Regions from separate parts of the Mus musculus genome. Here region 2 is linked to region 1. The links are chromatin loops, found by intact Hi-C in ENCODE. Cell type or tissue: left cerebral cortex. All regions are shown on one strand.

What was found. Peaks named below come from ENCODE experiments on the same cell type or tissue, not always from the same donor. Only the 100,000 strongest peaks of a DNase experiment are listed, where the experiment ranks them.
Region 2: a loop joins it to region 1, with 5 times the contacts of the local background. A loop is called at or near these places in 4 of 42 quality-filtered maps.

The regions. Positions count from the first base shown.
Region 1 is chr12:117,435,222-117,443,221 of GRCm38, forward strand. No RefSeq gene overlaps it. Among named protein-coding and RNA genes, the nearest start is that of Gm31482, 27 kb to the right of the region's middle. In left cerebral cortex, a CTCF peak has its summit at 4,727 (motif pointing right); DNase peaks (open chromatin) are centred at 4,176 and 4,673.
Region 2 is chr12:117,498,026-117,506,025 of GRCm38, forward strand. Gm31482 (a long non-coding RNA gene) reads left to right here. Exons shown (of 3, transcript XR_382010.2): 2 at 3,006-3,202; 3 at 6,119-6,928. Among named protein-coding and RNA genes, the nearest start is that of Rapgef5, 32 kb to the right of the region's middle. In left cerebral cortex, no CTCF peak of the experiment used is centred here; DNase peaks (open chromatin) are centred at 2,952, 3,345 and 5,070; H3K27ac peaks cover 2,696 bases.

The sequences.
Region 1 (8,000 bases):
AATTGGACTGCAGACTGTAAGTCATCGATAAATTCCTTTACTATATAGAGACTATTCATAAGTTCTGTGACTCTAGAGAACCCTAACTAATACACTGTCTTTGTCAGCATTGCCATGAGTTCTAATGTAAGTATGAATTTTCTGTGACCTACCTTAGTCACATTCTTAGGGGGTCAATTTCTTGAAGGGAGCTTAGGGGTTTTCATTTTTGACAGATCTGAAGACAATCGAGAACTAATCATAAGAAAGAAGAGGAAGAAGAAGAAGAAGAAGAAGGAGAAGGAGAAGGAGAAGGAGAAGGAGAAGGAGAAGGAGAAGGAGAAGGAGAAGGAGAAGGAGAAGGAGAAGAAGAAGAAGAAGAAGAAGAAGAAGAAGAAGAAGAAGAAGAAGAAGAAGAAGAAGAAGAAGAAGAAGATTTACTAAACAAAACTGCCAACAGATACAAAGGCCTACAAGTTCTGAGGAACAGTAGTGTCATCATCTTGGCCAAAATGCAGTTCTTAAGTGGGAGAGTGAAGGGAGCCTGGGGTCAAGAAGGCCCCGAGTGGAGCCATTGACATCTCCTATGCTGTGCTGCGGAACCCCCTCACTTCAGAGAGCTGTGATATCATCTGAAGGCATTAAAAAACGAAAGGAGGAGATTCTAAGGCTAAATTCCAATGGAGAGTGAGAGTGTAAAGAGTAAAGATTTTAAGAGACATCAGAGGAATTACATAGTCAATGATAATTCTTTTAGTTCTTATGTGTCCACAGGCTACAGATGAACAATAAACAGATAATCAGCCCCCTCCAAAAAAAACAAAAACAAAAAACAAAACAAAAAAACTGACAGCAGACTGGAGCACACTTTTTACTAAAGAGAATATCCAAATGCACAATAAGCACATGAAAAGATGACACACACCTTTGCTCATCCGCGAAATGTCAAATAAAACCACAATAAAGCAAACTATTTTCCAGAGGGTCTAAAATGAGGAAAACTGAAATTTCAGTGTTGGCAAGCAAGCAAAGCAACTGGCAGTCTTATTGTTGCTGTGCACTTTTGTTAACTGAGAAAACCCTTTGAACAATCCACCAAGGCCACCTCTTTGGTAACTCTGACACACCAGCTACTCCTGTCTCTCTGCAACAGGTTGACTCTTTCTGACTACTCTGAGGAGAGGAGTATTGGTCCTTTAATACTTTACTTTTTCCAGCCTGTCCTGAAGTTTGGCCAGTACAGACTGTTGACACAACTGTGGCGGAATAAGTTGGTTTCCAGTTATAGTGTGCTCACCAGCCAGGCCCTGTGCTTTTCCAGTGTGCAGCCCCTGCAGTGGGAGCAGGCTCTCCTGAGGACCAGCTGCCACAGTATGCTCAGCCTCTATAGTTCTCATCTCTGCAGGGCCTGGCTACAAGCACAGCTTGGTCAGTGCCATCATTCACTTCTGTTGTTAAGTATCCTTAGTAAGACACTGCCCCATGATGGCTTTCTCAAGCATGCCGAGTCACAGGTTTGGTCAGTGCAGTAAGTACCACAGTGACTTCTCTGCTTGTCTGCGAGCCATGCTCATACACTTTCCAATAAGATCAGTATCTCAGCCCCAAGGCAGCCATAGAAGATGCATCTTTCCTGCTCACTCTCTGCTCCCCAGGGGTGGGTGACTGCTCTTTATGTCTGCTTGTTTGTTGGGTTTTCTGCATTCTTTAAATTTTTCTTTACTCCTCCCTTTTTATTTACTTCTCCTGTTACAAACATTTTTCACATTAAACTTTTCCTTCTACAGTTATGGTACAGCTTTGTTCATATATTTGGGTTAATATAATATTCAAGGTGAGGAAGTATGTGTGTAATAAGTGTTATGTATAATATATACCCCAAATGCACAAAAGTGTCCACAGAAGCTTCATTCAGAATCGCTGACTTTGTTACTTGATCAGCTGTTGTGACAAAATAACTGACAAAGTGACTTAAGGAAGAACAGGTTTGCCTTGACTCAGTTCCAGGGAACATCAGGGCAGGAGAAGCCTCAGGCAGAGCTAGCTGCTCCTATTACAGCCATGGACAGCAGTTCTGGTTAGTTCTAGTCTGTGTCAATTTGACACAAGTCAGAGTCATCAGAGGAGGGAGCCGCAACTCGAGGGATTAAAAGTCAGAGGGGTTTGACTTACCTGATCCTGATCGAGGTGGAGGAGAGAGAGGAGTGAGGAGAGACCAGGAGGAAAAGAAGAAAGAACAAGAGAGAGAGAGAGAGAGAGAGAGAGAGAGAGAGAGAGAGAGAGAGAGAGAGAAGAGGAGGAAGCCACCAGGAAGGCAGATGGCCCATGAGCATATGGCCAGGAGAAACAGCAAGTATTTGGGATACATCGCTGGAGAGGTAGCCAGACCAGCAGTTAGAAAAGTATTGAGGAACCACCCTCCCCCAACCCCAGTAATTGTCAAAGCCAAATAAAATAACCATAGTCTGAGTCTCTTTTTTTTTTTTTTTTTTTTTTCTGGTAAGCTAGTTGGGGATAATTTTAAACTGGTTGTACTAGAGAGAAGATGTCTCATTAAGTTCAGTCTGTAGGCAAGCCTGTAGAGTATTTTCTTAATTAGTGATTGCTGGGGAGGGCCTGGCCCATTGTGGGCGGGGCAGCCCCTTGGCTGATAGTCTTGGGTTGTATAAGAAACAGGCGGAGCAAACCATGAGGACAAGCCAGTAAGCAGCACCCCTCCATGGCCTCTGCGTCAGCTCCTGCCTCCAGGTTCCAGCCCTGCTTGAGTTCCTGTCCTGACTTCCATATGGAAATGCAAACCCAAATAAACCCTTTCCTTTCTAAATTGCTTTGATTATGTTGTTTCATGGCAGCAATAGAAACCCTAACTAAGGCCATCAAGAAGCAGAGAAAGATTGATTCTGGTGCTTAGCTGGCTTCTCATTTTTATTTAGCATAGGTTCCCCCAGCCATGGAAAAGAGCCTACATTTAAGGTAGGTGTCTTTATCACAGTTAACATAATCTAAAAAGTCCCCCACAGACACACCGAAAAGCTTGCCTCCTGTGTAATTCTAGACCCCTCAAGTAGGTATCAAAATTAAGTATCACAATAGCCAATACTGGAAACCACCCAAAGACCCATGGAATAAATACTACTCAGAAATAAAAAAGAGAGCTACTTGGGATGAATCTCACAAACACTGTTGAGTGAAAGAAGCCAGATGCAATACAGTGTATCCTATAAGACTTTACTATGTGAAGTGCATAAACAGACAAATTCACCATGACAGAAGTCAGAATAATGATTGCATGTAGGTGAAAGGATAGATACTAAGAAAGAGCACAGGTATGTTTGGGGGACTTACATTTGACATGTCATGTTTTGATGGAAGGGTAAATACATAAACATATATTTATGTAAGATGGGAGGTGACTAAAGACCCAGGATTCCCAAACTTATGCAAAAGCCAGGCATGCCCTTACAGGCAGGTCTGCAACCTCGGCACTGAGGGGCAGCAGGAGGAGGCAGGTGTACCTCTAGGGCTTGCTGACCAGATAGTTAAGCCATACAGTGAGCTCTGGGTTCAGTGAGTCTCTGGCTCAAATAAGGTAGGGACAGCTGGAGAAAGTGACCTGGGATTGACCTTTGGCCCACACAAGTACCTGGAGAGGCACACACACTTGCATACAGTGATATTTGATACTCTAATAAAAAGATGGCTTTAAACGTCAATGTGAATGGAATTGCTAGAGACGAGCTATGGATGTGAGCTGTACAGACAAGATTCATAAGTATTTCCCATGCTCTTGTCCCCTTAATAGCAAGGACTGAGCCATATATATTTCCCCTTGAGGCTGATGACTGGAACCATGGTCTCTGCACTATGAGTGTGTGGTGTGTGGCAAGAAAAAGGACGGTGAAGGAAGCGTTGAAGATCGAGAGATTTTCCCACATATTTAGTCAGTCAGTGGTGATGGGTATAGGGCACTGTCTCTTCCTGGCCAGGACCCTGTCTGCACATCACACATTCAGAGGCTCCCTTCAAACCGGTCTGAGATGAGTAATGGCATGCTTTATAGAACAGGGCAGAGAGTTTCATTTGAGAAAGCCAACAGAGAATGATTCTGAAATAATCCCATCACAGTTGGTTGGCAGTGACACAAATTTCTCCCTCCAGTGTTGTCTTACCACAGTGCTGAATACTGCTGGGAGTGGCGGAGGAGCACGTGGGCCAGCTGGGCGCTGTCTGCAATCGCTGCGCTTCCAAACAGCAGAAATATGAAAAGTCAGAATGCTCACTCCTCTTACCAGCCCCCTGCCTTCCTACATTTCGTGGACACCGACCAAAGGAAGACAATCTGTTGCTCAGAGCTGGTGTCAGGATGAGCAACTGCCAAAGTGGAGGAAGGAACTCTCTCTCACCTCCTGAGTCCCTCCTGCTCCTTGAGTGCCTTAGCAGGGGCTCCCAGCCAGCCACAGAGGCAACCAGGACTCCCTGGAATCAGTGCAAAGAACATTTAGCTTCTGCTTATTCACACTGAATCCCAAGGTGTAAACAGAGGACTCAGAGTCTCCCATCTATTCGTTTGGAGAAGAGGCCGAGTAAAAGTCATTTGCCCTTCTTGTGTATGCCTTAATCCTTTAACTGTACTTTTCTCTTGACATGCACTTCTGGTGTCAACTTCTCTCCTGGCACCCACACTCCACTTTTTCTCGTTCTTTTGGGTCCTGAAGCCTTGGGGAGCTCAGTTGCCTGAGGCTCCATGCTGGGCTCTGCCAGTAGAAGGTGCTGCGGGGAGACCTGAAGGTGCAGATAAAGGAAGGGAAGTTTTATTCCTCTGTGCTGTAACCAAGCCACCGAGGCAAAGGGAGACAGAGGGTCCCAGTGGTGTTTGTCTCAGTGAGGATGCACCTCACAGAGCTTAGAGGCAAAAGGAGACAGAGGGTCCCAGTGGTGTTTGGTGTTTGTCTCAGTGAGGATGCACCTCACAGAGCTTAGACCAGCGATCCCCAAAGGTCAATTTCTTCTTTCTGCAACCACACCTTGTCTTTGAGGGCCAGCCTGCCAGCTAAGCTTTACCTAAATTTTCCCTTCTGCCCTGTACACACTAGCCATTCTAAGTCTTTTGCTATGTTCCTCCATTCTGTCACTATCAGGCCTTTCTTCTGACTGGTCCCATTGCATCTCCGTGTGCTGTGGCTAACCCTTAGGAAGCCGGGGCTTTTGGCTCCCAGGGAAGCAGCCTTCCAGTTGGGATATGCTAGACTGGATATATTTCAATGGATCCCAGATCCTAGTCAGATTGACCTGGGATGTGCCATTAGGCAGATACTGTAAGGCTGGATCTCCTTTCACAGCCTGCCTGCCTGTGTGTGTGTGTGTGTGTGTGTGTGTGTGTGTGTGTGTGTATGTGTATGTGTGTGTGTATGTGTGTGTATGTGTGTGTGTGTGTATGTGTGTGTATGTGTGTGTGTGTGTGTATGTGTGTGTATGTGTGTGTGTGTGTATGTGTATGTGTGTGTGTTTTAAAGTCCATGTCTCTGGTCTTCCTCAAGTTATAACTGCATTGTTTAAAGTTGTAGTACATTTATGTTTTTAAAAATAATTCGACAATCTAGAGAAATTGTGTATAAAACCTTAAGTTAGGAATTTTTTAAAATAATTATTAGAAAATTAGGGATTAGTTAAAAATTAATTTGGGCCTGGGGGAGATGGCTTAGTCAGTCATGGGTATAAACAAGAGGACTTGAGTTCGGGTCCACAGCAACCATGTAAAAGCTAAATTAGGCTGTATTTGTTTATAATTCCGGAGATAGAAAGGCAAAGATAGACTGGGGCCTGGCCAGTCATCCAGGCTAGCCAAAAAGTCATGTTCCAGGTTCAGAGAGAGACTCTGTCTAAAAACTGAAATAGAGAACAACAGAGAACATGAACCTGTGACCTCTGTACAGGCATGCATGGGTGTGGACACCTGTACTCACACACACACACCTATATACACATAGCACACATACAGAGCACATACACATGCACACACATACATACACACACAGCACACACATTCACATACAGCACACACATTCACACAGAGAGAGAACACACACAGCCGAAATAAATAGAAATCAATTAGGTTTGTATTGTATGGGTTACCACTGCCTAGAATGATGATAGGGGATTAATTATAGATTTTCAAGCATAAACTGTGATAAATGTGGGAATTAAAAGGGAATGGACATTCAAGGAGGAAAGAAAATGTTTTACTACTAGCAGGTTGTTAACAGATGTGTAGATGTATGATAGATACATTAATGCGCCAACACTTGTGTTTTAAATTATCAATATTACAACTAGCTAGAACTGGCGTTTAAACACATGAAGAGAAGCTTTAAATCTCATCTTCAGCCAAGAGAATTATAGATTTCCAAAAATCCCTTCAGTAGTTATGTGCCTCACTTACAATAACTGTCTGGATGAATGCATGCATGTATGCATGAGTGAGTGAATGAATAAATGAATGAATGAAGCAGCAGGTAAATGCAAGAAAGGCCTGATGTGGAAACTGAAGGGTTCTTTGGAAAATCAGTTGTGTTGGATGGTGTTTTGCTGGGGCAAACATTTTGCTGAAGCAGACACAGGTGAAAAGCTAAGGCAGACTTGTGAAGGAACGTTTGGCTGGAGCAGACACAGGTGGAAGGATGTTCTGCTAAAGCAAGCATGTGAAAGGACACGTGATGAAGGAGTCTTTGCTAACAACACGCATGGACTGTTTTGCCTTACATTGTGTGGACTCTATAGAGAGAAATGCACAAAAAAAAACTTCTGGTGATAAGCTGTGGCTTCTTGCTGCTTCCTTGGACCTGGACCAATTGGCAGAGTGATGTCAGGGGATAAAGACTCACATACTGAGGTAAGACTCATGCTGAGGCAAGACCCATGAAGGATGTGATGTTTGGAGGGAGTTTAAATAGGACTCCTCAGACAGTGATGGAGGCTGAACTAGGCTTGCTTGCTTCTAGAGTTAGCTGTGCAATGCTTGTTGGTCCCGCATCTTCACTGCTTCACTGAGAGAGGCACAGCTGAGAACTTTTCCTGGCATTCCCATTGTCCCTGGTCTCTCCTGCTGACTCATGCGGAGGCTGAGGCCTGGCTGTTCCTGCTAGGTCATGCCACTGCTGCTGCTATCCTGACACTACCAAACTAGACTGCTGGTGTATCCATGAAGTGTTTTCAAGTGGACCGAGCTGCAGCTGCCGACCTGTGAACTGAACTGCTGATTTCCTCACAACGAAGATGAGGTCTGCTCCAAAGAACCATTTCTAAACAAGTCTACTTCCCCCATATCTTTTCTTTTCTACTACCTTTGGTGGGTGGTGGGCTAGAAGGGAGGTTAAAGTGTTTAAGACTTATCATTAAAAGTATGCATGGGAGCTGGAGAGATGGCTCAGTGTTTAAGAGCATTGACTGCTTTTCCAAAGGTCCTGAGTTCAAATCCCAGCAACTACATGGTGGCTCACAACCATCTGTAATGAGATCTGATGCTTTCCTCTGGTGCATCTGAAGACAGCTACAGTGTACTTACATATAATAATAAATAAATCTTTTTTTAAAAAAAAGTAGGCATGAAAAAATTAAGATTGCAAAGGCTTCCAAGGATAAATGGCAGCAGCCCCTTGTTTTCCCATTTTGGGAATCTTCTCTTCTTGGGGAAGCAGATAGATGGGGAAATAGCATGTATGTTAGAAAGTACAGTAAAGAAACTGCTGACATGACTGCTCCTTGATATGACTAAGGCTTTTATTGTAAATACGAGAGAGAGAGAGAGAGAGAGAGAGAGAGAGAGAGAGAGAGAGAGGGGGGGGGAGGGAGAGGGAGAGGGAGAGGGAGAGGGAGAGGGAGAGGGAGAGGGAGAGGGAGAGGGAGAGGGAGAGGGAGAGGGAAAGGGAGAGGGAGAGGGAGAGGGAGAGGGAGAGGGAGAGGGAGAGGGAGAGGGAGAGGGAGAGGGAGAGGGAGAGGGAGAGGGAGAGAGAACAGCCAGAGGC
Region 2 (8,000 bases), 63 kb after region 1:
GACTGTCTCTCTGTATATCATGATCACGCCGATGTAAATGTTGTGGCTCCTGTGAACAAGACAGGGAGCCCCCAATTGGTGGAAATCATCTCTAAATACTTTTTATTATTTTCCTTGTTGTTGCTGTGATTTTTGTTTCCCACTATCTCTGTAGGAAAGAATCAGTGTTTTGGTGAGGTCTGCTCAGCCGTGTTCCTTGTTTGCAAGGTATGCGCACATAAGCTCACTAGAGAATATTTCCTAATAGCAAGCATTTTTTAAAAAAAAAAAAGAAGAAGATTGAGCCTGCAGATGTAGACTGACAGACTGAGAAGCACTTCTGAGATGGCCAGCTTTACTCCAGGGATCCCTGCATAAGCCTGAAAAGTGTGAGATAGAATAAGTTCTGTCTCATTTTTTTTTTTATCCCCTTTGATGGATGCTCTATGACATTATGATCCTTTGAACTAATGTCTGGGAGGAAAAAAAATAAAAACATTGAAGGATAAATGAAATGTCAGTTAATTCCGTTATGCTATTTATTGACATGCTGGCTGGACTCAATCTGTCCCCAGAGGACTCTCGGGAGAGCATGTTTGATGGGAAATATAGATTGTGTGGTACTAACAACCCAATAAGAGTAATCACAGGGTCTGGGGTTGGCAGCAGAGTGTGTCAACCTGAGTCAACAGAACTGAATAGATTCTTCAACTCATCTTCTGTTCCCTGCCTGTAATATGAGAAAAGTTTGTGAAAACCAGGCTGAAGAACTTCCCATTCACAGGAGTTTAAGTTTATAACCTCCCTGCCAACCATTCCAGGTCAAGCCTATCATGATAGTGGAAGTAAAAATTGAACTTACATACACTTAAGGAATTTTGCATGATTTACCAAAATACCTTGCCCAATGATTGCAGTCACTAACCAATCAGCATGAATGAAGACACTTTCTTGGTCACTGCTCTCTCCATTCTGTCTCGGTTGGAGGGGATATGCCTGAGTGAAGCTCTCTCATCTGAGCACCATTTATAAGGATTTTGGACTGATAAGGAGTTTCACAGTCCTACCCTAGGATGGAGAGGTGTGAGCAGCAGGTGGCTGAGGTGAGGCAATGACCTTGATTTGCAAGAGGTGTCCACCCAGAAGGCAGTACAGGCTGAGTATTGCAGGGAAGTCACACCTGTCCTAGCTATCACAGAGCTGTGATTCAATTTAGATTAAGGGCTTGAAGTTTTATGTCTTCGTAAACCTAGAACTCAGAGTCCTAGGTTGAGAACTAGATGGCACTGTCTAGGTAATTTAAACTCTTATCACTCCAATGTGTAGGCAGGGCTGGGGATAAGGGTGGGGCAGCACACTCTCTTGGGACCAGAACGGAAATCCAGAATAATAGCTCCTGAGGCTGACAGTAGAAACATCCCTTGGGCACAGGAAGCACATTAAAGTTCTGGGTTCAGTTGTATGCTGGTCTCAAACTCTCTTCCTGTTTCCTAGAAGAACAACGTCATAGACATCTAAAGGAACTCTTCAAGGAAACAAACCAGGTCACTGGTGGGACAGATGCCATCACAGCTCATAAGCAGGGCTTTAGAGACCTGCGTTTGAATGCACGGAGTTCAAGACCTCCTTCCCAAAGCTAAGGTGGCTCCTTTGGTAAAATCTGTGGCATCTAATAGTGATGATACAGGGCTGGCTAACCTAGCATTTCAACACTTTTACACCAGTGGATTTGTTCTCTCATCAAGACCCTGCTTGCCCTGTGCCCTGTGCCCATTGTCGGTGGAGTACTGGATGGCCTGAAAATGGAAATGTTAAGGAAGGCCATGGTGCGTGTGGCTGTGCAGCCCAGTGTTGTACTTCCAGGAGTTCCTCCACTCCTGCTCCCTCTGTCTGGAGTTATCCCACCCCTGCCCCATCCTGCCCCACCCCCAACCTCCCACCCTGCCTCTCCATAGACCCCCATCTTGTCTCCTGCCTATCCTGGAAGCTCTCTGTGGTTACTCAGGTCCCCCTCCCCCCAGCATCACTACCAGTCCCCATAAACTGGCTTTACTTTAGTAATTAGGTGGAATTTCTCAGTCTGACAAACTGTTGTATATCTTCTATCCTCTAGCACTTGTTGAGAACAGAAGCTGGTCTTGTTTGTAGCTGGCTGCATCCCTATTGGCCAAAATCAGTGCCTGTGATAGCTACTGTGGATTGTTAATCTCATGGGATCTAACATCACCCTCGTGCCTCCAGGCTCACCTGTGAGGGATCCTATGTTGATTGTTGTTTATGTGAATTGAGTGAGTGGCACTGTTCTCTGGGTTTGGATCCTGGACTGTACACAGTGAGGAAGGCTAGCCTGAGCACAGGCATTTGTCCACCTTCACTTCCTGACTTAGGATGTGATCAGCTGCCACAAGCTCCCACTGTTTTGATTTCCCTTGATTTTCCAGTGATGCACTGTAAATGTAAACTGGATGGTTGAAATAAAAAAAACCCTTTCTCTTGAATTCCTTTTGCTGGGGTGTTTTATCACAGCAACAGAAAAAGAAACTAAGACATACTAAATCACCATTTTCTGAATAGATGAATATGTTCTTTACAATGAAGTTTGCCGTGCTCCTGGCTAGAATAAAACCATAAATAAGAAATAATGCTTATTTTTTTAGCAGAATATTTGATGCAAGCTACATGCACATTATCTTATATCTTTCCTCTAAATTAGTATTTCAAAAAATAAGTGTTAGTGTTGATTGGGCATAGCACAGACCTCACATGGACTTAACATCAAGAATATTTCTGAGAAGAAAGAAAGCACTGATAAAGTGGGCAGTGCTGTTTGAGGTTGCACTGGCTGGACTAGGGAGGCTTTTCCTCCAGGGTTGTACTGGCGTCCCTGTGCCAGCTTTCCCTAACCTTATGAGCTGTCTTAGGGAGCTGGCTTGGAACCAAGTGTCTTGATGAACTTCCCAAAGTGCTAATGAAGAAGTGATCGACTTGTTCACACCTCCTTCCTGACTTTTAACTCTGCATAACAGGACATGCCTTGTGTTTAGAGAGTCACAGTGTCAGACCCCAGGACGACTGTCATCTGCCACCAAGAAAATGAAGAAAATAGGCCAACTAGACATTCAGTCAAGAACATCTTACTCAGCTGTGCAGAGACATGAAGAGAAATGAGCTTTCTCTCACAGCCTTAACTCAGCACTTCTCTTTCTCCTGCTTTGGATCTGAGGTGAGACTCCATTCTTTCCATTCCACCATCCATCCCTGTTCCAATGAACCCCACATATCCGTCTCAAACAGCTGCCACTACTGACTCAGGAGGATGGCCCACCATGTGACCAGGAAGCCAGCCGGGAGTCTTGTCTCCAAGGAGAAGCAGGAGGAGGGGAACAAGGAGGGCTCTGAGAAACTGTTTAACATTTCAAGCGCTATTATTATTTTTGGCACCATGTTGAGTCCATGTCTCTTTTTTGGCTACTTTTCTAGTACTTTATGTATCTGGAAGGAGAAATTGCAACCGGTTTCAGTAACACTGAGGGAATGTGCAATGCCATTACAGGAGGTATTTAAATGCTATTTAAATGTTATCTTGTATGCTCATAAATAAGCTTAAGCTAAAATGACTCTAAAAATGATCTGTCAGATAATGTGTTTATATATCATAGGCATAAAAGATGGCCTTAAACATTGGTTATCATGAATACAATTATATAACTAAAAAAAATGAAATCCATAACAGTTAGCAGTTGACCCCCAATTAGCAACTTGATGCAAAAAAAACAACAACAAAAAAAAAAACAAAACAAAAAAAAAAAAAAACAAAAAACCCAGATGGGTGCATACGTTTGTGGGTGGTCCCTTCAGTCACATGATTAGTGTCCAGGCCTGAGTTTTTAATTATTTGAATAAACATTTTATTTTGTAAATTTCAAATATACACAAGAGTAGGGATGGGGATGTAAGCCCGAAGTCAAGTACTTGCTTAGCATGTGTCGGAGCCCAGGTTCAATGCCTAGCATGAAAAAAACAAATATATAGAAGAAGGACTCAGTGCACTGATCGTGAAAGATGATGATCTAGGACTGTAGCCACTTGAAAGACAAAAGAATTGTCTATCCTGTTGAGGGTGGTTCTCTCACTGACATTTGGAGCAGTAAAGCAATTCATACATCTATTCTAAGTCAGTAGGTAAAATAAAAATCAGGTCAAGTGTAAAGTATTTATTATTTACCACCGCCCAGTGTGTTCCTGGATATTGGGATAGAAATAGCTAATAATAGTAAGATTAGAATGTTGGAGATTTGTTTGTGTAGAAACAGGGTCTCCTTATAGCCCAAGCTAGTCTCAATTCACTCTGTAGTGGAAGATGAGTTTGAACTTCTGGTCTTCTTGCCTCCAACTTCACCTTCACCTGGGATTACAGGCCTGCATCAACACGTTCAGTTTATAGTGCTGGAGGACCAAGCCCGGGGCATGATACCCCAGGCAAGCACTGTACCAAGCCAGGTGCATCACACCCCATCTAAGAGACGACAATAACACACCATTTTTATAGCAACGGTATCCACAGCGGCTAAAAGTAGAAAATCTACAAGTCCAATGACAGAGGAATGGCTAGACAAAATATGCAACAGCCTACACATATAATGGAACATGATACAGGCTTTTAAAAGAATGGAATTCGGGAACATGCTATAACATGTATGAATATTGGAGATATTTTTAAGAGAAACAAGGTAAGCAGAAAGGAACAAATAGCACACAGCTCCAACTATATGAATTACCTACCGTAGTCAACAGAGAGACTGAAATTGATTATAGATTAGATTACTGGGGAATTCATTTTTAGTAGGTATAGAGTTTGAGAATATGAAACATCTCTGAAGATGGATGACGATGGCGGCTTTACAATGTAAATGTGGTAAATCCCACTGGACTGTATATCCAGAAGTTAAAATGGTACATTTAGTGGTACGTGTCTCTTACCACATATTTTTAAAAGCAGAAGTAGGTTGTATTTTCACCCACAAGCAAAGCTATGATAGTGTTTGTGGGAGTAGGGTAGGGGCAGGAGCAGAATTAAGATGCTTCTACCCTTACCCTGCCCACCCAGTGAGGTAGCTTCTTAAAACACTGTTAGTCATTCTCAAACTTTTGTGTGAGTAGAGTCAGCCTATGTGGAGAAAGGCAAGATCCTATATGGAGATACTGAGACAGTTCCTGCATCTAACAAAGCATGATGGGAAATGAAAGACTGGACACTGGGGGTGCTACCATCTGCCCAAAACACCACATTACAAAGGGCCAGTCTCCTGATAGAGACCTTAGCACTTAATTCCATGCTGCATGTGCCAGAATACTGATGCAGACCTGGATGTGAGAGATCTTAGTCACTTACCATTCCATTCCTGTAACGAGACACCACGACCAAGGCAACTCTTATAAGGAAAGCATTCAATTGGGGGTTGGCTTACAGTTTTAGAGATTAGTCCATGACCACGATGGTGGGAAGCAGACAGGCACGGTGCTGGAGCAGTAATTGAGATCTCTACATCTGCTCTTCAGCCAGCACACAAAGAAAGAGAGACACTGAGCCTAGTGTGGACTTTTAAAACCTCAAAGCCAATCCCCAGTGACATATCTCCAACAAGGCCACACCTCCAAACCCTTCCCAAACAGTTCCATTAAATGGGGACCAAATATTCAAATATACGAGCTTAAGGGAGCATTTTTTTTTTAATTTACCACTGGCTCACCACAGTCCCCCATGGGGCTAGCTGATATTTATATTGGCACACGTACTGATGGGGACCTGGGCACAAGAGCTGCCCATAGTAATGGTTGTTTTCTAAGAAGACCTGAATATACAAAGAACTCTGTAATTAGTCTTTGATTTTTCAACTGTCTTAAGAATGAAGTCCTCAGGATATTTTAATGAGGTACATGCCGCTTTCCATGACAAAAATATCACAGATATTTTCTTTATACACAAAGAATTACACTAGGGGGCTAGACCTGACTACAAAACCTGCCTTTGAATATCATCAAAATACAAAACTGAGAACAAATGCTGAGAGTGTAACTATTAGCTTGTATGTGTGCTTACTTTATGGCAGTCAACTCTGTTCCCCATTCCTTGTTATAGGTAAAGACAACGGAGCGGAGAGACAGACTGCCTTCAGGAACAGTTGCTAATTCCAGGACCAGTCAGATGCAGGACCTCTCTCCCTACCAGGAGAGCTCTTTTGTTTCCATCACAGCATGCGCTTACACACATGAGTTTTCCAGAAGATGTCACCAGAATCTTTCCATTGCCCTAAATTTTGGTTGTTTTGTTTTGTTTTTGCTTTGCTTTGTTTTTAAGGCCAACATGAAAATGAACTGCTGCTCTGTAAGGGCATGAAGTCCTTGTGTTCACAGATAAGCACTGGGGAAACCAGAATGTTAAACACACAGGGTTGTCCCTTCAAAGGAAGAGATATACCAGTTTTCTGTCTATAAGGCTGGGAATGGATGTAGTTAATAGCCCGTCGATCTGTGCTATCTATAGGACCAGGCCATACTTGACTCTCCCAGACCCTTTTGTTTACCTCTGACTCTTCCTCCCTAGACCTTTATCTTAAGCATTATTTCCCCATCAATGGAACCCATCCTTAGGGGACATGTCATATGGACTTTACTAATGGAACAGAGGTGGTTAAGAGCCTGTTGACCTCTGTGCTATCTCTATGGCCAGGCCACATCTGACTCCCTCAGACGTTTATGTTTTTACCTCAGCCATCCTCCCTAGACTCTTATCTTGAGCATTGTTTCTTGGTCAATAGAACCCATCCTTATGGAAGAGGTCATATGTACTTTGAAAAGAGTTTCAGTGTAATCATGTCTTAAGCTTTATTGTATACATGGGATTGAGTTAATTATCATCACAAAACTTTTTTTTTCCAAAATTGTGCTATTTCAATTGTGTGTTTATGTCAATATGCCTGAAATAAACTGCCTGGTATTATACTTTAGAAATGTTCTGTTGAACTGGAACTGCCTCACATGAGTGGACACTCTGCTGGTCTTGGTGGTTGCAGATATTTCCCACGCTGCACCAAAACATCCAGCCACTATTCTTGTCTTGATTAGCTTACCTGTTTATCTTATCATTGTTAAAGGTTTTCACAACACAATCACTGCAATCCAGGGACTCTCACAGAACCCTTGAAGGTATGTTTAATACAGACTTTGAGGTATTTAGTGGTTTGATGACTGTCACAGGTTAAAATTATTATGTGGGAAACCAATTGCTTCTGTCTCGGGTTCTTATCTCTGAACCTTTGGTCCAGATTAGAACATTAGCCAATGTCCCAAACCACTGCACAATGGTGACTCAGCACCCACATAGCAGTGTACAACCGTCTCTAATCCAGCTCCAAGTGATCTGACACCTTCACACAGATGTACATGCAGCCAAAAGATTAATGCACAAAAAATAAACATAAATAAATCATTTTAAAAATCATAAGGCAGAGCAACAGTTAATTTTTTAAAATTTCATCTCCAGTAACTTTCTTCTGCAATCTGGGGCCATCAGCATTAAGTGATCTTTAGAACTAGTCAAGTTCAAGACTACCAATTAAAATGGTCCTGCCTTTGCTTCTACATTCCTCTGCCAGCTAACTTCTCTGTGAGTCAGTTCCCCCTAAGAGAAAAGAATAACCCCTTGAAGGATATTAATATCTGATAGAGGCCAGTTGCAACTCTTTACAGCTCATTCTAGCTGCATCTTTATTCCCACTCCCCCCACACATACGCCTGATGTGCACAGCTCAACCTTCTCTTTGTATTCATTCAACTAACAAAGATGTATTGAGCACTTAGCGCCTAAAAAAACTGCCCTGGTCCCTTGGGACATGTTGGTGAACTAGAAAATAATTTCTGTCCAATAGAAGCTTAAATCTAGCAATCTTGGAGGTAATTTACTATCCAGCACACAATACTATGAAATGCATTGGTTTCTAAGGTAAGGGTATTCGTGAACG